Linked DNA regions of Mus musculus: regions 1 and 2 are each linked to region 3. Evidence: chromatin loops called from intact Hi-C (ENCODE). Cell type or tissue: heart. All regions are shown on one strand.

Region 1 (8,000 bases), 140 kb before region 3:
GATACTCCAGATGCCTTTAGGTATAGACCTTAGATACTTTTAGACCCAGTCTCTGTATAGTTTTAGTCTAGATCCTAAGCATGTCTATATCTAGAACTTTGGTATCTCTAGTTCTAGATTCTGGGCAACTTTAGACCTAGATCCTGGTAGCCTCTAGGTCTAGATCCCAACTTCTCCCTCGTCTGGCCCCTGGCCTCCCACCTCTTGGCTTGTGTCCTGTCCACCATTTTGCCTAGCTCCATTTTGCAGAAACACAAACAACTTTTTAGAGAACATCTGATCACTCCCTAATGAGTACATTTATACCCGAGGCTGGCAAACTTCGTGATTCTATCAGAGCAAGAAATCTTATTTATAAAGAGGCTGGCTAATTATCCATGACATTTTAAATGTCTGAATTGTCCTTGAGCTGAGAGTGTGAAAATCCAAAGACTCAGGGGTATACACTCCCTGTAGATTTGCTCGATTTCCCATACCCAGACAGTAAAAACCAAACGAGTCTCAGCCATTGAACAATCATAACATTCCAAGCATGAAAGCAGTGTGAAGAACCTGTTAACTACAAGGCTGCTAATTTTCTATCACAGAAAATATCACTGAATATGAAGACGGTCACTTGAGTAGCAATGAAGACATAACTTATGTGCTTTGCTGATAGATTAACACTCACCTGAGTGGCTGGGCCAATGATGGCAACAGTCACTTTAATCTACCACAGTATAGAAGGAATGGCAGAGCCCACAGTCACTTGAGGAGCTCATGTGCTATTTGTTGTTGTTGTTGTTGTTGTTGTTGTTGTTGTTGTTGTTGAAATACAGAGCACTGTAAGTTGACTAGCGAGTCATGGTGAATTAAAAACTCTTGGATTCTCAAGGTTGGGATGAAGTTGGGATGCTTAAGAGCTCGGTGGTTGAGGGGAACATGGTAACACAGAATCCAAACCCACTGCTATGCCAAGCACAAAAGCTTTTTTCTATGCACATGTGCGTATTAGTGTAAGTACACACAGGTCACGACGTGTTTGGGAGTCAGAGAATGAGCTCAGCTGTTGGGCTTGTCAGTTATTTGGCACTGCCCGTACCAGGCTAGCTGACCTGTGAGCGTCCAGGGGTCCTTCTGCCTAGTATATCTAGTAACAAGCTTTACACAGCCTCTGGCATCCAAACTCAGGTCCTCACCTGAGTGGCTGAGAACTAAACCATCTCAGTCCTCATGAAGGCTTTCATTGGCTTGCTTCTTTGTGGGTTTATTGAATTTCTACAGGTGTGTTTTTCTCCCTGGTAGAACATGGCTCTTAGGAGTTAATGCCCGATTGCATGTTTCTAGACATTTTGTGGATGCCGAGGCATGAGACAGTTGAAACTTCTTTATCCAAAATTTTGCTTAGCAGTGGCCATTTCACTGTGATACTTACTGTGTCTAGTCATCACCCATCCTGTGTCATGCTGCCCCACTGGGTCAGTTTCATCTTTTGAAAATTGACTTATTTTTGTGTTTAAAGTAATATGGTCATAAAATAGGATCATCATCCATTTTTTAAAAATCTAACACAACTCTTGAGTCTCTTAGAATAACTGCAGATAATGGATAAGAGGTCCAGGCTCCCTGGGGGCCCTGAGAATTGTTCTATTCCTCTTTCTAGAAAGGAGGTGGGGTAGAATGAGCTCCACTGTTCTGTTTGGCTGTCACAGTCCATCAGTGGTAAGCATGTGTGTCCTATCAGTGCATTCCAGGCTTTCTGAGAAGAAAGGTTTGGTTTTGATGCAGTAGTGTGTTTTTTGAGTGGATGCTCTGTCTGCTGTCCATCTTGGCCTTATCTTGTTGTTTCCTATGGTGACGTTTATGGTTTGTGGTCAAGACCTGAATACACCACCATGGGCAATATGAGTTAGGAATGTTTGGCTCTAGGTTCAAATAATTCCAAATTTCTCAGGAGCAGATTTCTCACATGTAAGGTGGGAGCCCTGCTACTTTGTGGGTTGGCATGAGATTTAGTGAGATATTGATGCTTCATCTGCCTCTTGGTGCCTGCTGGTCTCTCTGCACTAGTGCCTCTCCCCAAGGAAGTTTTTAGTATGCAGAAATATGACTATCGAGTCGTTCTAAGGTGGGGGGACCTGTTTATTCTACATTCATGAAACCTTTCTGACAGCAAATGTATGGATTTCCTACACCAAAGCATTCTCCCTATTCTCTGTATACAGTGGCTGGGTGTCCAGGAGCTCTTCTTGGACCTGCCCTAAGTTCCCAGAGCTCCTGCCGGACTTTACACATCAGGTCTTAGTTCCAAAAGACTACCCAATCCCATTGTGGATGCCAACCACGAGTCATTGGCCTCAGTCTTTCCTAGAGGTCTGGGGATAGGACTACAGGAAGTTCTAGCCTTCTAAATTATATGGTTGGTTCCTTGTCAGCATCCTCCCCCAATTGCCCCTGTCTTCTAGGATTTACTTCATTAGCATAAACTCAAGGATGGGGAGACTTGCTTTGCCCCACATAAGATATACCTCTTACCCTTCTCATCCAGAAATTGAGGAGCTATGTACCAGGAACCAGGGCCATAGACTAGATCTATTAACCAATCTCCCTCCCTCCTTCCCTTCTTACATTCCTCCCTTCTTACATCCCTCCCTTTCTTTTTTATCTTTGTATAGTATGTTTGTGTATATGTACATGTGTATGAGAATGTGCTTACCTGTATGCTCAGGTGTGTGTGTGTGTGTGTGTGTGTGTGTGTGTGTGTGTGCCAGAGCTAATGCTGGGAGTCTTCCTCTGTTGTTGTTCATCTCAGTTTCCTGAGCTCACTGTTTTGATTAGGCTGGTTGACCAGCAGGTACATTGGATCCATCTGTCGCTGCCTCTACCCCTCCAGCACTGGAATTACAGATATATACCATTGTGACTAGCATTTACCTGGGTGCAAGGATGACAAATTCAGCTTCTTCTGCTTTCACTGCAAGCACCTTGTCTATAGAGACATCTGCCTTATGTCACAAATATGGAACATATTTGTTTAGCACTGGACACTGTTGGAGATTATGTTTTAGTTTTTTCTGTTGATTGCATTAAAGAAAACAATGGGAAAATAAGTGTTTTAAGAAGCTGGAAGATTGAGATATGCTCTAAATACTCTCCCTGGCTATTCACTACCTCCAAATATTCCCAAGTGGTTGAAAAATACACTTGTCTTTAGCTGACTTCTGAACTTGACCTCAGACCTGTTTTTGGTCTACCTTGATAACTTTCAATTCCAGCCTTCTTTCCTGGATTTGTTTATGAAATACACAGTCAATGCAGCAAACACTAAAACGAGACAATATCCTAGGTATCGGGAATAGGTAAGCCTACACCCACAGTGGGACATGGGAGGAGATCGAACAGAGCCAGAAACTTCCCTTCTGTACTGTATACTGTATACTGTAGCTTCAAATATTACCAAGTGTTATGAAGGAAACTAAACCAAAGTAGGTATGAGAAGGGAGGCAGAAGATGCTGTGGAACAGACATGGCAGAGAAGACTTCTTTGTGGAGCTAATCCCTGGGTAGAAACTTGAAATGAGAAGTGAGAGAAGCAATCATCTGCAGCAAGAATGCTCAGGTAGCTGGAACAACAGTGCAAAGGCCTCATGGGTAACATGTTGGTTTGTTCACATGGTAACAATAAGTGTGGTAGGGAGAAGAGAGCAACAGGGAAAGGAGACATGGATAGAAAACAGCCAGGGACCGACCTTTGGAAAGGACTTCAGGCCAAGGTACAGGCCATAGAATTCATCTTAATGATGATGTAGAGCTGTAGAAAACCATTGCTCATGTTGCTCAATGAAGATGGGGTTCAGGGAAGCCCAGAGAGAAGGTGAGGGTAGAGTCAGGGCATTGGTTATTGGTAGAGGAAATGGAAAGAACTAGTTGGATTGCTGGAGGTGGTGACAGGTGGCCACAATCCAGAGCCCCACAGGTAGAGCCAGTGCAGCATTTTAGTATCAAGTGGAAGAGTCTCAGAAGCTCACCAGGGCCCTCTCACCCACCGACTATGCTTATGAGGTGAGCAACCCTCCTCCACAGGACTGGTACCTTGACCTGACTGGGTGGGACTACTGTGCATTTTGTTTGAGGGGGATAAGTGGGAAAATATATTTACTCCTCAAAATGCAGAAATGTGAGTGAAGTATCAGAGTTGTATGGAGAGAGCAGTGCTATTTTTCTTGGCACATGGACCTGTCTACAGCTTCCATCTGGAGCCCCAACATTTTGAGGCTTGAGTGTGGGCAGGAATGGACAAGAGGTTTCAGTGGCTAGCCTGTTTTATCCTTGATGCTATGCAGTGGAGTCAAGCTTTCTGGTTCCTAAGCCAAGCTCCAGATAACTGCTCATTTTATTTATAGAACATCCAAGAATATCTAAAATAAATAGCAAAGATGTAGATTTTGAGTTCAGGGATATAAACAACATTGTGCATTAGTTATCTATTGTTTTATAAATTATATTCTAACTTGGCACCCTAAAACAAAACACATAAATGATCAATTTCTGGGGTTCAGGGTCCTAGATACACTCAGCTGGCCTTCTCCTTCATGGTTTTGTTAATGTGTTAGGGAAGGTAGAGGTCTTAACATGAAGGCTCCACCCAGGAAGTCATCCTTCAGGCTCACTGGTATGGTTGTGGGACAGAACCGATTTCTTAAGAGCTTTGGATTGAGTGTCTCACTCCTGCTGGCTGTCCTCAATTCTTTGTCACACAGGTTTTCCCAATGTGTTACCTTGCTTCATCAAAGCATGCAAGAGAGAGTGTCAGCTATTGAGATGGAATTCCAGCCTTCTGTTGTTTAGTTCCAGGAATGGGGTTGCCTTAATGCCATATTCTATCACTTAGAGGCCAGTTACTCAGGGAGAAAGGATTATGCAAATCCATGAGTCCCACCAGGATCTGAGCCTGCTGGCTGTCTGCTACAGTGACTTGTATATGATGAGACTGTGTATTGTAAATGTTCTTCTAGGTAATATTAGGTTAGAAAAGACCTTTGTGAGCACACTAGATCATCCTCAGGGCTTAGGGGCAAAACCTAAGTAATTTAAAGGAGTGCCATGACATCTTTGAGGTAGAGCAGCTTTGAGGTAGAGCTGGACCTCTTGACCTTCAGACAATAGGCAGAAGGGGTTATATTATCTAGCCTCAAGTTGGTCAGTCTTGAGTTCACAATTTCTGTCTCAAGGGTTTCCATTCATTTGTACACTTTTTTTTTTTGGAGTAAATGTATATATGCACTTGCATGTGGAGGCCAGAGATGCCTTTATTATTCTTTCTCAGGCACTATCTATTTTTTTTTTCCTGAGACACAGTCTCTTCAGTGGCATGGAACTCAACAAGTAGGCTAGGCTAGTTGGACAGTGAACCCCAGAGTTCCATTTGTCTCTGCCTCCCCAGTGCTGGCATTACAAATACATAACACTACCACTCCCAGCTTCTTGTTTGACAAGAATTCTGGGGATGAAATTCAGACTCTTAAGCTTGCAAGATAAGTACTTTACCCAATGAACCATCTTCTTAGCCCCTTATTTGTATACTTTAAATATACCATTGTTATACTCTGAACCCAGGCCTGCATCCAAATGGATTGTATTAATGGCCTGTCTTGGACTTTGTTTCAGACCCCAGGTACTGAGTGTATGCTGAAGCTTCTCCAGCTGAGGTCTGATATTTTTCTCTTTTTGCTTCTTTTCATCAGCACACCTTTGAAGCATAAGCATAGACTTGAGGTCTTTAACTACACTTCAGTAGCTGATTGGCAGCCTTGCCTATCTAATATTTTCCTTTATAGTGTCCTCTAAGACCAGAGGTCACTATGTTACAAACCATCATCAAACAATTTAGTTTATCTAAAATCTTATACTTTCTGTGTTGTAGCCATGAGTATGTTACTTTTAGGCCATTATCACAACAGATGCTGGAAACATTAGAGACAGGGATGGGAACTAACAAAGGAAGGCCTCAGCACAGATCATCATATCATGTGCTACTTTGTGCCCTCATCCCCAGGAACTTAAATAAGAACAATGGGTCAGGACACAAGGTCTGCATAGTGCCTAAAGTCAACTGTTAATGGATGGATGGATACTACAACAAATGGCTTAGATGGATACTACAACAAAGAAGTCATGGAAATGTTGGGTTGGTCAGTATGGCTGCAATCAAGGGCAGGCCAAACACATGAAGGCTTAAAACAGTCATGGTCAGAGCAAAAATAAAAAGTAGTTTATGATTTAGAAATCAAAAGTCACAGTGATGGGCAGAGAGCCAGAGGTGGCCAAGCTGGGGCTAGGCTGGGTGTCTTACCCTTTCTTCTTTCCCTCCTCTTTTCAAGTTGAAGATAAAGGGTGTAGCTTACATAGGATTTGAAAGGTTTTAGCATTTTTAAATGCTTCCCTGTTCTTCTCCTTTATAACCTGTCTTTTTTTTTTTTTAAGACCCCTTTTAAACAGCTATGGGTAACAGGTTTGCCTGATTATCTGAGAGTATTAGGTCTGATTTTTTTTACCCAGCCCACATAGCAACCCTGGTATATTAAACAGGATGGTGTCTGATAGATGGAGAGATCTAGCATCAGAATTATACAGTGATAGGTCAGAGCACTCACAAGCTTTCTGTCATGTAAGCAGGGACACCTGCCACTAGGACCCACAGCTGGGTTTTCTCTTTGTAAATCTGAAGGTCAGATTGAAGAGAGTGTCACCTGACACCATCAGCTACTTGGTGGAGGAAGAGAAAGGAAGGTTAACAGAGGCAGAGAAGTGAATGCTGTTGAATAAGACACGAGGACAAGCAGTGGCTAAGTGTGCTCTTCCTATCTTTGTTGCCTGAGACCTGCCTCTCAACTGCTCTTTCCTCATGTTCCTCCAGCTTTTGATAAACATTCCCAACATTTGCCATGCCACCTTCTATCTCAAGATTAAAGGGCTGCCAATTGCCTTCTGAACAGCCCCTGCCAGTTACATCTCCAGAGATGGCGCTACCCTCAGTGAATGCCAGTCCTCTTGGGGTAGACAGTTGGCTGCAGGGTGGTTTATCAGCATGCCAGACCAGGGATTCACTGTAAATTCTCCAAAGTCCCAGGAGTTTCATTCCAGTCTTCAGCAGCAGCTGGATGATCTAGGATGTTACCTGAGCATGTTGAGGGATAGGGCAACCTAGTAGGTCAGGTGCTCTGATGACAGGTAGATGGAAGTGAGATAGAAATCCTGTTTATGACTCAGAATGGATGTTCTGAAGATGCCATGGGAGGATTTGTAAGAGCTGTGAGCAAAGTTTAATCCTTAGTAACTATGATGGGCCAAGGAATATTCATGGGTATCTTGGGAAGTCATTAGGAAGGGGTGCAGAGAGCTGGGAGGATTGTGAAGGGAAAGGGTTGTATGCCAGGACCTAGTCCTTTAACAGCCTTTTCTGCCTCAGCAACCAAGGATGTCTTCACCCTTGACTACAGGTTGAATTGACATTCAGTTCTTTCCTTAACTTGGTGACCCATGTTCCTATGGAAACCCCTCCCTCATCTTTCAAAGCTGAACCCTGCTGCTAGCACTGAGTTCTTTCACATGGGCCATCCTCTCACCTTTTCACATTGACTCGGAGAGAAGGATATTTATTCCCAGTTATTCCTCACAATGAGCGCAGTGAAGCTCAGAGATGTCACATGAACAAAGGCAACATTCTGTGGGACCAGAGCTCACCAGCGCTGCATACTCAAAGCTACAGAGCACTCTACCCTTCCCCGCTGTGGGTCCAGCTGATGCTCCCTTTGTGATGGACCAGTACTGCACTGGCTATGAGCATGGTGAGCCGAATTTGACTTCTGTGCTTCAGTCCTTTCTCACATAGCCCTGTCCATGAGGACTTGTCCTTCTTGTGGAGTCTTGACCCACTCCCATCCCAACATCACATCCTCACGTTCCTCACAAGCTGCTCTAGGACAAGGCTGGCAAACAATTCCTATAAAGGTCCAGATGGT
Region 2 (8,000 bases), 250 kb before region 3:
CAGTCAGTTACCTTGTTCAAGTAGGAAATTAGATTGATCTGAAAGGCTGTGCTCTTCAAAAAAGCTACCTTTGCTGTGGCTGCATTAAGATTTTTGTGAGTACTTCCATAAAGCAACTAAAATACAGTTTGCAGAAGGAGCCATCTCCTCATAACAAAAGACGACTACTGTAGCCTGTGATTTTAAAAATGCCATAATAGAAATGTTCCTATTTCTTAAGTGTCCCAATAAAAACAGCGCCCTGACTTATTCTTTTGGACATATTTTAAGTGTGGTAAGCTGATGTAAAATAACAATGAATGGATAGCATTCAAATGTAGAGCTCCATAAAGAAATGCTAAAATTCACCTAGGTGGGGGTGGGGTGAGGGGTAGGGGAGTGGGGTTGCTAATAGATAGGGAAGCCACAGATGCCAATCCCCTACCCCTATAGGTAGGAAATCCAAAACATCAGAGAACTTTTAGGAACACTGATAAACCCAGGCTGGGTGTGGTGGCGCACACCTTTAATTCCAGCACGCAGGAGAGGTAGAGAGGCAGGTTGGGTCTCTGTGAATTTGAGGCCACCTGGGGCTACTTGATGAGTTCCAAGCCATCTAGGAATGCATAATGAGACTTGGTCTCAAAAAAAGTGAAAATTCATTTGAAATCTATCAAGAACAGGAAAGAACAACCAAAATAATGCTGAAAAAAAAAAGATTTATTAGTTGTCGAACTTTAAAAATTTGCATCTAATTTACTCACATGTTGTGTGTGTATTCATGCCACAGCATACATGTAGAGGCCAGAGGACAATTTGAAGGAAGTAATTTCTCTTCTCCTGCCAATTGGGTTTCAGAAATCAAGCTCAGGCCATCAGGCGGAGGGAGGATAAACACTCACCCGTGGGGCCACCTCTCTGGCCCTAATCACAAGTTACTGAAAGAGATTGGTCTAATCTGGAGGTGGGCATGATGGCTCACAACAGCACTTAGATGGCTGATGCAGGAGAACCAGAGTTCAAGGCCAGCCTAGACTATGCAGCAAGTTGGTGGGCAGCCTGGGCTATGTGAGATGGTGTTTCATAAAACAAAAGAGAATCTGATCTTATTTGGAAAGTTTCTAGTTTTTGTTTATCCATCTATCTAGGGTTAGTTCAGAATGTGTGTGTGTGTGTGTGTGTGTGTGTGTGTGTGTGTGTGTGCATGCGTGTGTAGTGTGTAAAAGTGAACCACAGCTGACCCAATGGGCTGAGATTTTTATTTCCTTAAAGGGATCACATTCATGATGACATTATTCTTGTATGGACATCACTCCACCCTTTAAGACAGTCCCTACTGATTCTCTGAAAGTGACATGAAGCTTTTAATATTAATAGAGGGCTCAGGCTGCTGCCATTAGTACATTCTGTATAATGCTAAGATTTTGAGCTTGGTTCCATGAGCAGATGGATGTGGAGAGCATTTAAATGACAGAAAAATAAGTGTATCATCAAAACCTCAAGTAACACACAGAGTCGGTGGGTGAATCATTACAATGCCATCCATAAGCGTCCTTCGTAATTTCTGGTCTCTCATTTTCATATTAACTGGAATGAATTTCTTCTAAAATGCAATAGCATGGGAGACAAGAGGGGACAAATTGACTTATTGATGAAAGAGAAACAATCCTCTCGCCCCATAAAGAATCAGGTAGCCTTTTAATTTAAAGGTCCAGCTGAAGGATCATGCTGTTATTTCCCCAGGGAGACTTTGAATAGGATTTCCTTGTGGTGTGAGAGAGCCAGAAAAAGACAGAGGCATATTTTTCTCACCTCCACATCTGCAGGCTCCTAGTCCCTTCTCATCTGCATCCCTAACTGGCTGGGTCCAGGGCTCAGTGCTCTAGTCAAGGGTGAAGATGAGAAGTGGCAGCCGGCTCAGGGTGAGGATGACAATCGCTCTGATTGGCCACGGGATGCTCATGCAGTCAGACATACACAGTGCAAATTCTTATTTTTAGAACTCTCCATAGCATCCTTGTGACTCGGGATCTGCACCCTCCCTGAGCCTCCCACGCGCCCTGATCCACAGTCATTTCTAGGCGCCGTAAAAGATGCTCAGCTTTTCACTTGTCCACTGGGTTATCTGAACGCCCTGGTCATACAGGAGGGTGTGGGTCTCTTCCTCTGACTTGTGCTGCACACATCTCAGCGTGAACATTGCAGGGGCTGGGTTACCGATGAGCTCTCCCCTCTCCCATAACTTTGATTTTGATCCATTCCAAGTCGAGATCTTCTGCCTTGACCTCCTGCAGTGTCTGAGACCTGCACAGCCTACCCCCTGTGGTGCACTAGTGCTGCCCCATGGGGCACTGATGTGACCGCTCCCAGCACTATGCTCATTAATTCTGTGGCTCTTCATGCTTGTCTACCCCAGTCTGTTGTCTCTCAGAGCAAAATGCCCGGAGGAGCCAGAAGCATCCCCACCCTTGGTCTATAGACCATATATCTGGGAATTATCTTAAATTTTTCTATATTCTCTTTCTGGAACAGGACTCAGCATATAGGCAAGAGCACTTCCACTAAGCTACAACCCTAGGGTTATGCCAAATCCTTTATGTCCTAGTTACAAAGACCTGCTCTTCTGCTCAATGATGTCTGCAGCTCTGTCGCTGCTTCTTCACTTGGAATCCCTCATAAAGTCTGGTCTGGAGCATGGTACCCTAGCAGGCTTTCTACGTCTTTTTCTGCATCCTTTCAATGCAGTATCTGCTTCTAACAATTATGACATTATACTATGGTCCTAATTTAAAGTTGCTTAGTGGCTCCATTTCTAGTGGGACATCCTTGAGCATGTCAGCCACCCACAGTCCCTGGAGTCACAAAGCCCTTGACTATTTGTTGTTGTTGTTGTTTGTAACCTCACTACAGGGCCCAGGCTGGCCTCAAACTGCTGATCCTCCTGCCTCTGCTTCCCAGGTGCTGGGATTACAGGCATGTGCCACCCCTCTGGCTCCTGTCTAACTTTGCAGCCAGCCATGGCTTTATTGCATTCTTCCTGCCTGATGTGGTTCCTGAAGCTACTAAGTGGATTTTGCTTTGTTATACTTTATCCTTATGTTTGCCTGTGTGATATTAACTAAGTCTCTCCTGTTCTAGGCTGTGGAAGTCTATCTGCTGTTCTGAAATGGCCTCAGGCTTCAAGCCTTTCAGAGCCTCCTTGGCCTTCCCAAGGCTGGAATGACTTCTCTCTCTGGGAGACAACACTCCATTCTGTAGGGGTGACGTCTGTAGGTAAGACTCCATTCTGTGTCCCCTGTCTTGTCCTCTGGCCTCTGAACATTTGGCTAAGTTAGATCTGCCCCTGCGAGCTTGTTTATTGACACAAGAGTCCTTGGTCTCCCAGACATGACTCAGTTCAGGGGCATCATCGTGACCTTGAGGGTTAAGCGTTACACAGAGATGTAAATATTTTTGGCTTTGTGGAAGGTCAGGAAGGTGGGATGTCAGTGTGTACAACACACTTGCAGTTCGGTTGTCTTACGAGCTGATTCTAAAAGAGAAAGTCTATTCTGGTGTATGCTGCATGTTCCTCGGAGGAGACAGCCATAGGTGTCGAGTGTGGGGTGAAAGAGATGCAGCTGGCAGATTTCCCATCTCGACCAAGGCACATACATACAGTCTCACCATCACCGAGCATAGCTGCTTTTGTCGTCATTTGGACTGTGCTTCCTGAGTACACAGGTCTCCTCATGCTAGTGTTTTATAACCCCGACACGGAGGCACACTCCTGGAACACTCGGTACGGTTTGCCTCAGTTCATGAATAGAATACACTCACAGGCTTTCACTCATCCCATTACCAATGGTCTTTGCTATGTTGTTCTTATTTAAAGTGTCCCTGAGATTAGAACCACTAAGATTTCTCTTGGAATTTTAATACCTATGCATTCCTTGGGTACCAGTTCATCAAAACAAACCCTGTAAGAGATGGCCCTGTAAAGGCAGAACCCGCATTGGGCATGTCTGCTGAATAGATGATGTAGTTACAGGTGGGAGCCACCAGATGGCTTAAGGAAGTGAATTTATCTCCAACCGAGACAGCTTAGAAATCTGGGACTTTAAAAAGCAGCGACTGGAGAACAATCGAAAGGTTCTCTTTAACGAACCTCTAATAACCAACAGCAACTCCTCATTATCACCTGACGTCGGCGATGGGTTTAGACAGATTTTTTTTTTTTTTTTTACTGAAAACACTTTTTTTTTTTTTTTGGTTAACCTTCTAACGTCTCCATGCTTTAAGAATTACAGAATAATCACTGAAACTCAATTTAATTCCACAAATATTTGTTGAGCGCTTAAGTCTCAATTAAGCTTTCTGAGCGGCTTGTGGAAACATAATGCTACCCGAAACTCAGCTTGCTAGACATGGAGAAATGTATGGAAGACGCAAGGCAGAGATGGATTTTTCTCTCTTTGTGCTCCTGAAGGAAGATCACCGTTTGAAGAAGTGCTGGTGGAAAGACAATTGTGGTCTAGAAAATTCCTGCAGATAATTTATAGGTGACATAAGTAAGATTAAACTGAACACTGTAAGTAACCACAATATTTATCAACTAAGCTGTGCTTTATCTTGCATATACCAAAACCAGAGTTGAAGTTATTTGGTTAAGAAGTCACTGTGGTCATTTGAAAATAAGCCTAAATGCACTGTCATCTGGAAAGAGACAAACCATTGGTAGATGGCGTTCAAATGGTTGTTTTCTTCTTTACCTTGAATATTTGGTGTCATGTAAAGTGTTTGAGATATGCCCATTTAAGGAAAACTTATTTGGCTATGTAAGGACTTACACATAAGCCTGGTTAACAGTAATTCCGTCCCTGTGGGCACGCTGAGAGGCCGGGAGCGGATGCTGGATATCTGTTTTATCACTGTCTGCCATATTCCTTTGAGAGAAGATTTCTCACCGAGCCAGTAGGCACAAGCCGAATTGCTCCCCTGTCTCCACCCACTACAGTGCTGGGGCTATAGCTGTATGTGAAGGCCATGCCCATCTCCTTAGGTAGAAGCTGAGGATTTGAACTCAGGTTGTCATGTTTGCATAACAAACACTGTTTAAGTGGAATTATGCATATTAAGGTAGTCCTTTACAACTCTTCAATATCAGATCTTTTAAAAACTTGAAGCAAGCCTGGCGGGATAGCATACTCCAACAATCTTAGCACTCAAGAGGCGAAGGTCAGAGGGTCAAGAGTTCCAGGCCAGCCTGGGCTACCTGCAAAGATCCTAACTGAGGGAAGCAAAGAAAAACAAGTTGAATCAGGTAGAAGGAAAATCAGAAAAGGGTCTTTCATAAAGCTGAGAGCATAACATGTCCTGTAATTATTGCTATATCAGCTTAGAAATATGTGTTTGCTAATGAGAACTGAGCATAACAAACTCCCTGAAACAGAGCACCGGATCCCCTTTGAAACGTAAACTAAAATTGGACAATTAACTACTTAAAGCATTGATTTCATCTGAAGTGATAAGAATTTTTGATAAACCTGAAGTGGAAATTTGATCTTTCCCTTCCAGCTTCGAGGAAACTAACACGATGAAGATTAGCAAGGTCGGATGGCCTGTGGGGCTGCAAGAAAACCAGACGCTGCTTGAAGTAGGTTGCTCACTTGTCCTTTTTACTAAGATGCCGCGGCTCATCTTTGCACTGACTTATTTTGTTAAATAAGCATTTATGTATTTACTCTGGGAGATTTTAAAATTGAAAAACGTGATGGGAAAATGCAAAGCAGCCAGTCATGGTAGTTCGCGTCTTTCCTTCCAGTGTTCAAGAGTGAGAGGCAGGTAGCTTAAGTATGAGGGCAGCCTGGTCTAGAGAGTGCGTTCCAGGCCAGCCAGGGTTACAGTGCGAGACTGTGTTTTAGTCAGGATTACTAGTGGATGAAACACCATGACCAAAGCAAGCTGGCGAGGAAACGGTTTGTTTGACTTATACTTCTGCATTAAAGGAAGTCGGGACAGGAACTCAAACAGGGCAGGAACCTGGAGGCAGGAGCTGATGCAGAGGCCATGGGGTACTGCTTACTGGCTTGCTCCTCATGGCTTGCTCAGCCTGCTTTCTTAAAGAACCCAGGACCACTCTTAGCCCCGGATTATTATCACCCATAATGAGTTGGGCCTCCCCACCTGGGTCACTTACTAATTAAGAAAATGTTCTAGCAAGCGGTTGTGGCATAGGCCTTTAATCCCAGTACTCAGATAGCAGAGACAGGAAAGTCTGAGATTGAGGCCAGCCTGGTGTACAGAGTGAGTTCTAGAACAGCCATAGCTATAGGGAGAAACCCTGTCATGAACAGCACCCCACCACCACCACCACCACTCCCAAATGTCCTACAGGCTTGCCTATATCCTGATCTTCTGGAGAGTTTTCTCAGTTGAGGCTCCTTCCTCTCTGATGACTCTAGCTTATACCAACTTGACATAAAACTATCCAGTGTACCCTGTTTCAAAATTAAAAAGAAGCAAATTAGACACAGTTCAAACACACACACACACACACACACACACACACACACACGGTGGGGGTGGGGTGCAGATTTAAAAATTTTTTTTTTATTTTCAGTCCTATTTCCTTGTGACTCTATATGACAGCTCTGTAACAGAATGTATCCCTGCAGGTTGCCAAGATAACTCAAAACTTGGAGCTGAGAGCAATCAAGGACTCCCCACATGAAAGACATTTAGGGGGTGGGGGCAGTGGTAGAGCAGTTGCCAAGCATGTGTGAGGCCCTAGGTCCAATTTCTAATTTCCAGAATCTTCCGTCTCCCAAAAGAGAGTTTTATACAATTGGGGGAGGACCCAACTGTTCTGCCAGTTTATCCAGAAGTTGTCGTGTCCACAGAGTACAGGAATAGATGGCCTGCCTTAGGAAGAGGTCTCTAGGACTTTTCCTTCAAAGCTGATGGAACCAGACTTGCCCTCGGCTGCTGTAATAGAGAAGCGCATTTTCCCAGGGGAAGTGTCTGCTGACAGCGCATGCGCATGCCTGGAGCTCAGCTTCGAGATCTTCCTATCTGTGGAGTAAGAAGGTAGGTTGCAGAGGAGACCCATAGTAAGGTGAGCATGCATGTGCTTCTTCTGGACTTAGGGAAACCATGGAAGGAAATGAGATAAATCCATTTTGAGCCCAACATCTTTCTTTTTTCTTTTTTCTTCTTTTTTAAATTAATTAATTTATTTGTTTATTTTACACTCCATATTTTATCCAACTCCCAAACCCCTCCATCCACCCTCCTACTGCTCCACATCCCATACCTCCTCCCCACGCCCCTGCCTCCATGTGGGTATCCCTAACCCCCACCCTTCCTGACCTCTAAACTCCCTGGGGCCTCCAGTTTCTTGAGGGTTAGGTGCATCATCTCTGAATGGACACAGACCCGGTTGTCCTCTGCTGTATGTGTGTTGGGGGCCTCATATCAGCTGGTGTATGCTGCCTGTTTGGTGGTCCAGTGTTTGAGAGATCTCGAGGGTCCAGGTTAATTGAGACTTCTGGTCCTCCTACAGGATTGCCCTTCTCCTCAGTTTCTTTCAGTCTTTCCCTAATTCAACAACAGGGGTCAGCTGCTTCTGTCCATTGGTTGGGTACAACTATCTACCTCTGATTCTTTCAGCTGCTTGTTGGGTCTTCCCAGAGTGCGTTCATGCTAGATCCCTTTTTGTGAGCGCTCCATAGCCTCAGTAATAGTGTCAGGCCTTGAGCTGGATCCCACTTTGGACCTGTCGCTGGACCCTCTTTTCCTCTGGATCCTCTCCATTTCCATCCCTGTAATTCTTTCAGACAGGAACAATTATGAGTCAGAGTTGTGACTGTGGGATGCCCCCCTCCCTCATTTGATGCCCTGTCTTCCTGCTGGAGGTGGTGAGCCCAACTTCTTAAACTGTGGGTCACAACCCCATCATATGGGGGTTGCAAAACAAAACAACAATAACAACAGCAAGAACAGCAAGAACAAAACGCAATGATAAAGGTTTCTGCATGCTC
Region 3 (8,000 bases):
AAAGAGACAGAGATGGAGGGATGGAAAGATTGTATTCTCAAATAACCTCCCCACCTGTGCTACCAATGAAGCTTCTGCCACCTTGCTCTTTGTGTAGTATAAATGCTAACTCTATACAATGATACACAGGTTCATGGACCTAAAAATCCCCATGGCTTCCAGATCCCTGCATAGAAGTGTACCCACTTGTTTATTTCCATATCCTTGTCCACACAACAAGCCATAGACTGAAGACTCTTTAATATGCAAGTGCCTGGCTTCTTGTGCCCACCACTGATGGCACCCTGGGAGCCACTGTGGATCTATCCCTGTGCTCACTTGCCCCTTGTCACCACATTACCAGGCTGCCCAGGTGCATTAGTCTCTGTCCTCCTCACTGTGGCAAAAGACTTGAGCAGAAGCAGTGTCAGGGTTGGGGAGGATTTATTTTGACTTGAAGTTGAAGATGGACACAGCCCATCCTAGTGAGGAGGGCATGGTGGCAGGACCATGAGGTGGCCAATCACACTGCCTTCACAGTCAAGAAACAGAGAAAAGACAGGAAGTAGAGTGGGGCTGAGGGACCTCAAGACCTACCCCCACGAGCACACTTCTTTTATTTGGGGGGGGTGTTCGAGACAGGGTTTCTTTGTATAGCCCTGGCTGTCCTGGAACTCACTTTGTAGACCAGGCTGGCCTCGAACTCAGAAATCCGCCTGCCTCTACCTCCTGAGTGCTGGGATTAAAGGCGTGCAGCACCACGCCCGGCTATGAGCTCACTTCTTAAAGCCGTGCTTTACCTCAGAGCACAAGGACCAAGCATTTAAATACAGGAGCCTCTGAGAAGCATTTTACACTGAAGCCACAATGTCTGAATTTTGCCCTTGAGTATAGCTCCCATGTACCTGCTTCTCTGTCATAGCCACAGTCACCACCATCACTCATGTACCACCATCTGCTCCTGGGCCAATGAACTTTTTATTTCTCTGTTACTAGAGCTGCCTACACAGGGCAGCCAGAGTGGCCATCATAAATATCATCCGGACCATTTCCCTCTCTAGTGTCTGACTCTGCCATGACCTATCTAGTGTATGTCTGAGACCCAGCCATTAGCTTGGTCTCCCAGACTCCATGCAACCATCACGCTATCATCCAGTAACAGTCCCTCTCATCATGTCTACAGTGTACCGTGCAATTCCCTACCAAGGCCTGGGGCCTTTGAGTGAAGCTGTAGGATTTCTGGATACCCAAGAAGTGCAGATTTGGACAGGGGTGTCCTTGCAGGGATGACTGTCTGTGGCCTTTATCTGCTTTTGCAAGGAGATTGGAATTTTCATGTTTATTCCCTCTACCTTCAAAGAAGACCTTCACTCCTAAAATGTGGTTGCACACCAGAAAACAGAGTGCAAAAGTAATCCTTACAGCTGGAAGAATATTTGTAAAAGAAATCTCTCTTTTTTCTTTCTTCCTTCCTTCCTTCCTTCCTTCCTTCCTTCCTTCCTTCCTTTCTTTCTTTCTTTCTTTCTTTCTTTCTTTCTTTCTTTCTTTCTTTCTCTCTCTCTCTCTCTCTCTCTCTCTCTCTCTCTCTCTCTTTTCTTTCTGTCTTTCTTCTCCTTCTCCTCCTCCTCCTCCTCTTCCTCCTTCTCCTTCTCCTCCTCCTCCTCCTCCTCCTCCTCCTCCTCCTCCTTCTCCTTCTTCTTCTTCTTCTTCTTTCTTCTTCCTTCCTTCTTTCCTTTCTCCCCTCCTTCCTTTCCTCTTCTCCTCCCCTCCTCTCTCCTTCCTCTCTCTTTTCAAATTAACATTTGGATGGTTTGCAAGAATGTTCTAGTACTGCCTTAGTTAGTATGTTTGAGCTTGAGTTAATTTCTCTGGGTAACAAATTTCTCTACAGATTTGCTATTAGAATTAAATGACATTTCATATATTTCTATTTTCCTTTCTTTTATCTAATGCATGTGCATTTATATCACACATGTAGTGATCCAATATACATAAGTTGAAGCTGAGTCCTTTTAGTTTCTGAACCCCCAAAATAGCTTAAATTATGCCACCTCAACTCAGAAATCCATTATATGCAATAATTATTCCACAATGCCAGTACTACCAGAGTACAGCCGGACTGGTGACACCCCCATCCCATGAGGCACATGCAGATCCTATGTGGCTCCTTCCAGGCATCTGTAGGCTGAAAATGACTTATCTCTTTCTCTTCCCCAGCAAATTAATAAATTAATTACCTTATCAAATATTAATTATGTACTGATTAGCATCCAGACTCATACTGTAGTTGTTTTGAGCAGAGCTGTCTGAAAGAAGTTCTTGGGAAGGTTGTAACCGACCAGTCCCTGTACAGTCCCTAGTGCTCACCAGTCACACAAACCCTACCCTGAAGGGAATTTCCTAGGACCTATACTGACATTTTCTGTCCTAAGCCATCCTTTCAGGGTCTCCTATTCATCTTTGTGTCCACAGTGCCTGCAACTGTGCTTGGCTCCTAGCACATGCCCTGCGAATATTTGTTGACCTAAATTAAAGAGATGGGGAGATGAACAAGTCCGTCATATTGTCTTTTATTATGGGCTGAATATTTCTGGGATTTCTCCATTGAACCTCCTCTGCTAAAGCCTTCTCCTCCCCTAGTGTGATGGTTTTTGATCTGGGTAATTTGGGTTAGATGAGGTCATACTGATAGAGCTCCCACGGAGGGATTTTCGTCCTTAGAAGAAAAGGCAGTAGGCACCAGGGGGCTACTTTCTGTTTTTACTCCTGTGTTCAGGGAAGATGTGTAAACACAACCTAAACATCTACGAGGCAGGAGAAGGGGCCTTGCAATACAACCTGCCTTGCTATACTTTGCCCTTTACCAAAGTCCACAGTCCTGCTGTGTGCCTCCAGTCTGAGGTATTTTTCCAGAGCAGACTGAGACAGCTGTGTTGTGTGTGCTCAGCTCCGAGGAGGGAAGGGAAGAATCATAGCCTTGGATGAGAAGAGCCAGCTGGGGCCCTGGCTCTGGCTTCACCTACGTGACCTTGGATTCGTCTCTGCAGCTCCAGTTCCTCCTGTGAACTGGAGAGAAGACACACACTGAGAGTCTTCATAAATCTCAAGGGTTCTTAACATTTTTCCCTCCCATTATGCCGAATGACCTTCACACCACACAAGGGCATAGGGCAAGATCTGTTCTCCTACCTCTGTTGCTAGGAAACTGAAGCCCAGAGGGGTACATTTTCATTCCCAGAACAACCTCAATAGAAAATGTAGAGGGTTATGGTCAGTTGACTCAGAATTCCACGTGTGTTTCAGCCATGTTGCGTGGATAATAGCTGTGTAATCTATCAGGTTATGAATATTGGGATGTGATGGGGTGACTCCGGAGACTAGGCTGCTAGCAGTGGCCTTGTCACCTTTTCCACAGGCCCCAAATTCCAAACAACTTAAAAGAAAGGACTGCGTAATCTTCCCTTTGTCACGAAAATGGCAGAATCATCCCGGATTCTTTGTTCCCAGGGAAGAAGTAGGTTCCGTGTTATTATATTCTCTCTGCTGCTATGTTTAAAACCTGTAAGTACGCCAACGGATTCCTATGGAACGCTACAGCAACCATTAGGAGACTGTGGGTGTCAGTAGCTGTTTTATGGCTTGGAGATTAGACAGCTCTTCATCTTTTTACCTTTTTTTTTTTTAACGTGTGCTATTGTTTACAGCACAAAGTTATGATTTAAAATGCCCATGGAAGTTCCTGAATAATTCATGCATTTACCTTAGGCTGAGAGAACCATCCCTCTCTGTGCTCTATACTAGATATGGAATTCTTGTTAGACCCCCTCTTGGAGCTCGGAGGTTGTAATTATGGATAGTATTATGAACTCTAAATAGGAACTTGTGAAATAAATATTTTTAAAATGCCCGTTTCTGCGAGCCAGGCATCTGCATTTCTGTGTTTGCAGCCAGACAGAGGGCTAGCTCTTTAGCCTAATGGCTCACTTGCATCTTGATTATTTTCATTTCCACTTATTACTGCATGTTAGACTCCCTGTGTATGAGTACAGATTGCCCTTTCTTGCACTGTATTTAGAAATCTCTGCATTACCCCTGGGCATTTGTTCATTAATAGGGGGTGGGGAGAGGAAAGGCTTGTAATAATGGGCTTTACGCATTAAACCGGGCACATCCACATTCAGGCCCGGAGGAAAAATATCTGGTTTGTGTTACTGCCCCCTGGTGGTTGTTGACTTTCACTGCAGTGTCAAGGAAGCTAGTCTTCTGTGGGGGACTTTGGCTTGCAGGGGCAGCTTCCCAGAGCTGCACAGAACTGGGCACTGTCAGGCAATCATTCACACTTGATCATTGCTTTTCATTCAGGTGAACCACAAATGCCTGAGGATCTCAGGTGCAGGCCAGATTGTTGTTAAAATACAGCAATCTTTCTGGGCTGGGAGATGGGTCATTTTGTGTATAGACACAAAAACCCCCCTAGTAACATAGGGTGATGCTTAAATGAATGAATACAGTTTGTGGGGCCACCCCCACTCATCTTTCAAGAACATGGAAAAGTCCCAGTAGCACCCATTGTAATCCATGAGAAGATTTTTGGCTACATCCAGATGAACGATTCTTTTTCTTTTAATTGCTATGTGTTTACGTGTGTTAGGTAAGCTGCAGGGACTGTTTGAAACCCATGATCTCTGAACCTTGCCGTTTAAGTGAAGATCAGAAAATGACAGATACGCTTGCAGCTGCGTTCTGTGCTGGGCTGCGTCTTCTGTCGGTCTGTAGGCAGAAACACAGGGCAGCATGGCTGTGTCCTTGGTGAATGACCTTGGACTGTAAACCACTCTAAGCATGGGTTTCCTGATTTAAAAAAAAAAAAAAAAAAGACATAAAAACAGTGACTGCCTCTTAGGGAGTTCTGTGATCCATCCGGTGTGCTGTGTATATAACATGTCTGTCACAGCACAGGTGCTCTGTCAATTCCAGATTCTTCCTACTTGTCTCTTCACACCCCAGGACACCTCTCTCAGAGCCTGCCTCTCCACATTCCCATAATGCTTTGCTTGCAACACTCACTTCATCAGACCCATTATAAGAGTTTCTGTGCTGTTTCTGCCTCTTGGTGATGAATGAGATCTTCTTGGCTTTGCTCACCTCCCCCTCTTCCCTGTGGCATTCCTTGGCACAAAGCAGCCGCTCTGAGCACGCCGGTCCTGTGAATTAAACCCCAGTGCAACATAACTATATGTAGCATTTCCCCATCCTCCCACACATGCAATGACTGTCATGCATCTGATTAAGATAGCACCTATACCTTCACCCCCTTGTCTCCAAGTTCCCATGGTCTGAGGTTGGAGTCTCAGAGAGGAAAATAGGCCACTGATGCCTGGCATTTTCCTAGTATTCACATAATATCTTATCTTACCAATGAATATGGATTTGTCATATTAATGTATATATATATATATATATATATATATATATATATATATATATATATCAGTTCTGTATAGGAGAAATGGAAAGCAGTGGAAATTTTTTAATACAGCAGTCGGACCAGGATAGATCTATTCCAGGGACAAAGAGCCTTTGCGTTCAGACAGGTAGATTTATAAGCCTTGCCCCAGTTTAGTCTGTATAAAATGGCCTTTGGCGTGATATGATCAGAGACCCCATGGGGAGGAGGAAGGGGACATAGGGACTCTTTCATTTCAGCGGCAAGCGTATGGAGCCTGGAGCTGGGTTTGTCGTTGCCCACAGAACCCAGTGTGTTTGCCTTTCAATTTCCCCTTGATTGGTCTCTGCTCTGCATGATTCTAGGTTCCTTGGACTCACCCGAATGGAGCCTCCCGGCCAGTCCCTTAAAGACAACAGAGGGCTGCCTGCTCAAGGTTGGGCCACCGAGGCACTGTTCATTTGAGGCTTGGAGAGATAACAGCTTTCATGTCCGCCCAGAAAGCTGCGAGCCTCCAGCACCTCAGGAGCGGAGATGAAAGGCCATTTGTGTTTGTGCATGTACGTTTAGTGCACTTAAAGGACGGGGACAAGAAAGAAAATAGATTCTACTGCTCTGCACTCCCTTCCAAATGTGACTTACTCCCTCTGGTGGGGCCATTTAACTCCAAAGGCGCAGCCCCTCCCCTGGTGCCCCCCCCCCCCCAAGCTCCCCACCCCCAACACAAGCACAGCGGCCCATGTGACATCTGTTCTGGGCACCACAGAGCCATCTTCCCGTTGCCATGGCAGCTGGCGGAGCAAGCCCGCCCACTGGCTGCTAGTGGAGGAGGGAGAAAAGGCCCGCAGTGTCAGGTCCTGCGCCCTGCAGCCCTGCCAGTGAGCAGCTGGGCCGTGAGCACAGTCACCCATGGTGGCCACGAGGACCCCACTTGAGCTGTGTGCACTGCACTGGCGGGTTGGAGCTGAGGTCAAGGTCATTCATTTCTGCCTCAAGTGGGAGGCAGGCCAGTGAAGGACAAAGGTGGTTGTGCTCTGCAGAGTGGGCTGATGTCTGCTCTGGGCTGTAGTACTTTGTAAAACTGGGATTCAAAATCAGAGATGGCCCCTATTGCTCTCAGCACCATGGCTGTGAATTCAGGGGCCTGAATTCAGCTCCCAGATCCTATTGGTGGTGCAGTGCCAGGTTAGAAGAGGGCTGAGTTTTACTGCAGTAAGCTCCTGGCAAAGGGATGGTTTGCAAAGTCATCCCCCACACTCACACACTGGAGCCATCTCCAAATGTACCCAGGCAGTTGGAACCACTGCTGGCTTCAGAGCTGTGATTATCCTGTCCTGACCCTGTGACCCCAAAACCTGATCTGGAATTTGGCCACACAGTTCCTCTCTGGTCTTCCTTATGATATCACTAATGAAAACCACCACCTGGGTGTCTTATACTTGCCATTCCTAACTCAATACCTATTGTAAATGAGCCAGTGACTGAGAAAGAAGACAGTGTTGGGCTGAGCCACACAGACAAGTTAGATAAGCTCCACTCTAAGAGGGGGGCCCTCAATGGGGTTCAGCCACTTACTGCCTTGTGTAGCTTTTTGCTCTGATTCCCAAAATTGTCCCTCATGTGATAAATTACAAGGCTATGTTTAGTCTTTCATTAAATATGTAAGTTGTTTCTCTCTCTCTCTCTCTCTCTCTCTCTCTCTCTCTCTCTCTCTCTCTCTCTCTCTCTTTCTCTCTCTCTCTCTCCCCATGTTTTCTTAAAAACTGATGAATTTCTAGACAGAGCCCAGAAACTTAAAGGTATTTCTATGTTTATTGTTTTAGGCTCAAGGTATTCCCTGAGCAAAATGGGAAATAACATCTTCTCCAGACAGACAAAAAACGTCCATCCTGGCCTGTTGTGTCCTTCTTCTGGTAGAAGGCCTGAGGCAGGTCCTGGACACTGTTCACAGGTAGAGCCAAGAAAATAGGGTGCAGAGCACCCCAAACAAAGCTAGACTGAACATGCTGTGCTGTGGGTACAGATTCCACTGTTGAGATCAATCACCTATGTTTGTAAAAAATGCTCACACATCCTTTGTGACATCCACATGCCATCAGAGGGTGAGCCAATTCTCCAGCAGCCCAGGTCATGTTCAAGCAAGACCTTCCCAGTAAGACTATTATCAGACAACAAAGAAGAGCATCCAGTTCACTATGTGTTGATCTACATTCAAGCAGGTTCCTTTGGCTTCTTGAAAGTGGTTAATTTTTCTGGCATAATATCATATAGCATTATGATTTTCTTGGTGATATCATATGCTTCATGGCCTTTGCTTCCTTAAACCGAGGCTTCTTCAGTCACACTGGGATGCAGCAAAAACTGCTCATCTCTGCTCATCTCTCCCCGCGGAGCCACGTCAGGACCATGTGATTAAAGCATTATTAGTATGCAGCAAGGTGCCCTTCTCCGGCTACATCAGTTTGCAAAGTGGTCCTCACAAATGCACACATCCTTTGTTATGATGGCAGGGCTGTGGGTTTCTGGAGCAAGACTAATAAGACCTTGAGGTAGAAGGGAAATTAGGTGACCCAGC

Evidence for each region. A loop is a pair of places that touch in the nucleus more often than their neighbours do. Peaks named below come from ENCODE experiments on the same cell type or tissue, not always from the same donor. Only the 100,000 strongest peaks of a DNase experiment are listed, where the experiment ranks them.
Region 1: a loop joins it to region 3, with 1.9 times the contacts of the local background. A loop is called at or near these places in 2 of 42 quality-filtered maps.
Region 2: it touches region 3 in a loop (8-fold over the local background); 28 of 42 quality-filtered maps call a loop at or near these places.

Annotation. Positions count from the first base shown.
Region 1 is chr14:64,333,833-64,341,832 of GRCm38, reverse strand. The region is part of intron 1 of Msra (methionine sulfoxide reductase A); the gene reads left to right. Among named protein-coding and RNA genes, the nearest start is that of Gm52131, 24 kb to the right of the region's middle. In heart, no CTCF peak of the experiment used is centred here; no DNase peak of the experiment used is centred here.
Region 2 is chr14:64,450,011-64,458,010 of GRCm38, reverse strand. It overlaps a transcript of Msra not described here. Among named protein-coding and RNA genes, the nearest start is that of Msra, 13 kb to the right of the region's middle. In heart, a CTCF peak has its summit at 4,014 (motif pointing right); no DNase peak of the experiment used is centred here.
Region 3 is chr14:64,198,201-64,206,200 of GRCm38, reverse strand. The region is part of intron 5 of Msra (methionine sulfoxide reductase A); the gene reads left to right. Gm52129 (a long non-coding RNA gene) reads right to left here and starts at 6,848. Exons shown (of 3, transcript XR_003951176.1): 1 at 5,806-6,848; 2 at 5,047-5,183; 3 at 1-3,045. In heart, no CTCF peak of the experiment used is centred here; DNase peaks (open chromatin) are centred at 2,950, 4,190 and 6,250; H3K4me3 peaks cover 693 bases; H3K27ac peaks cover 2,743 bases.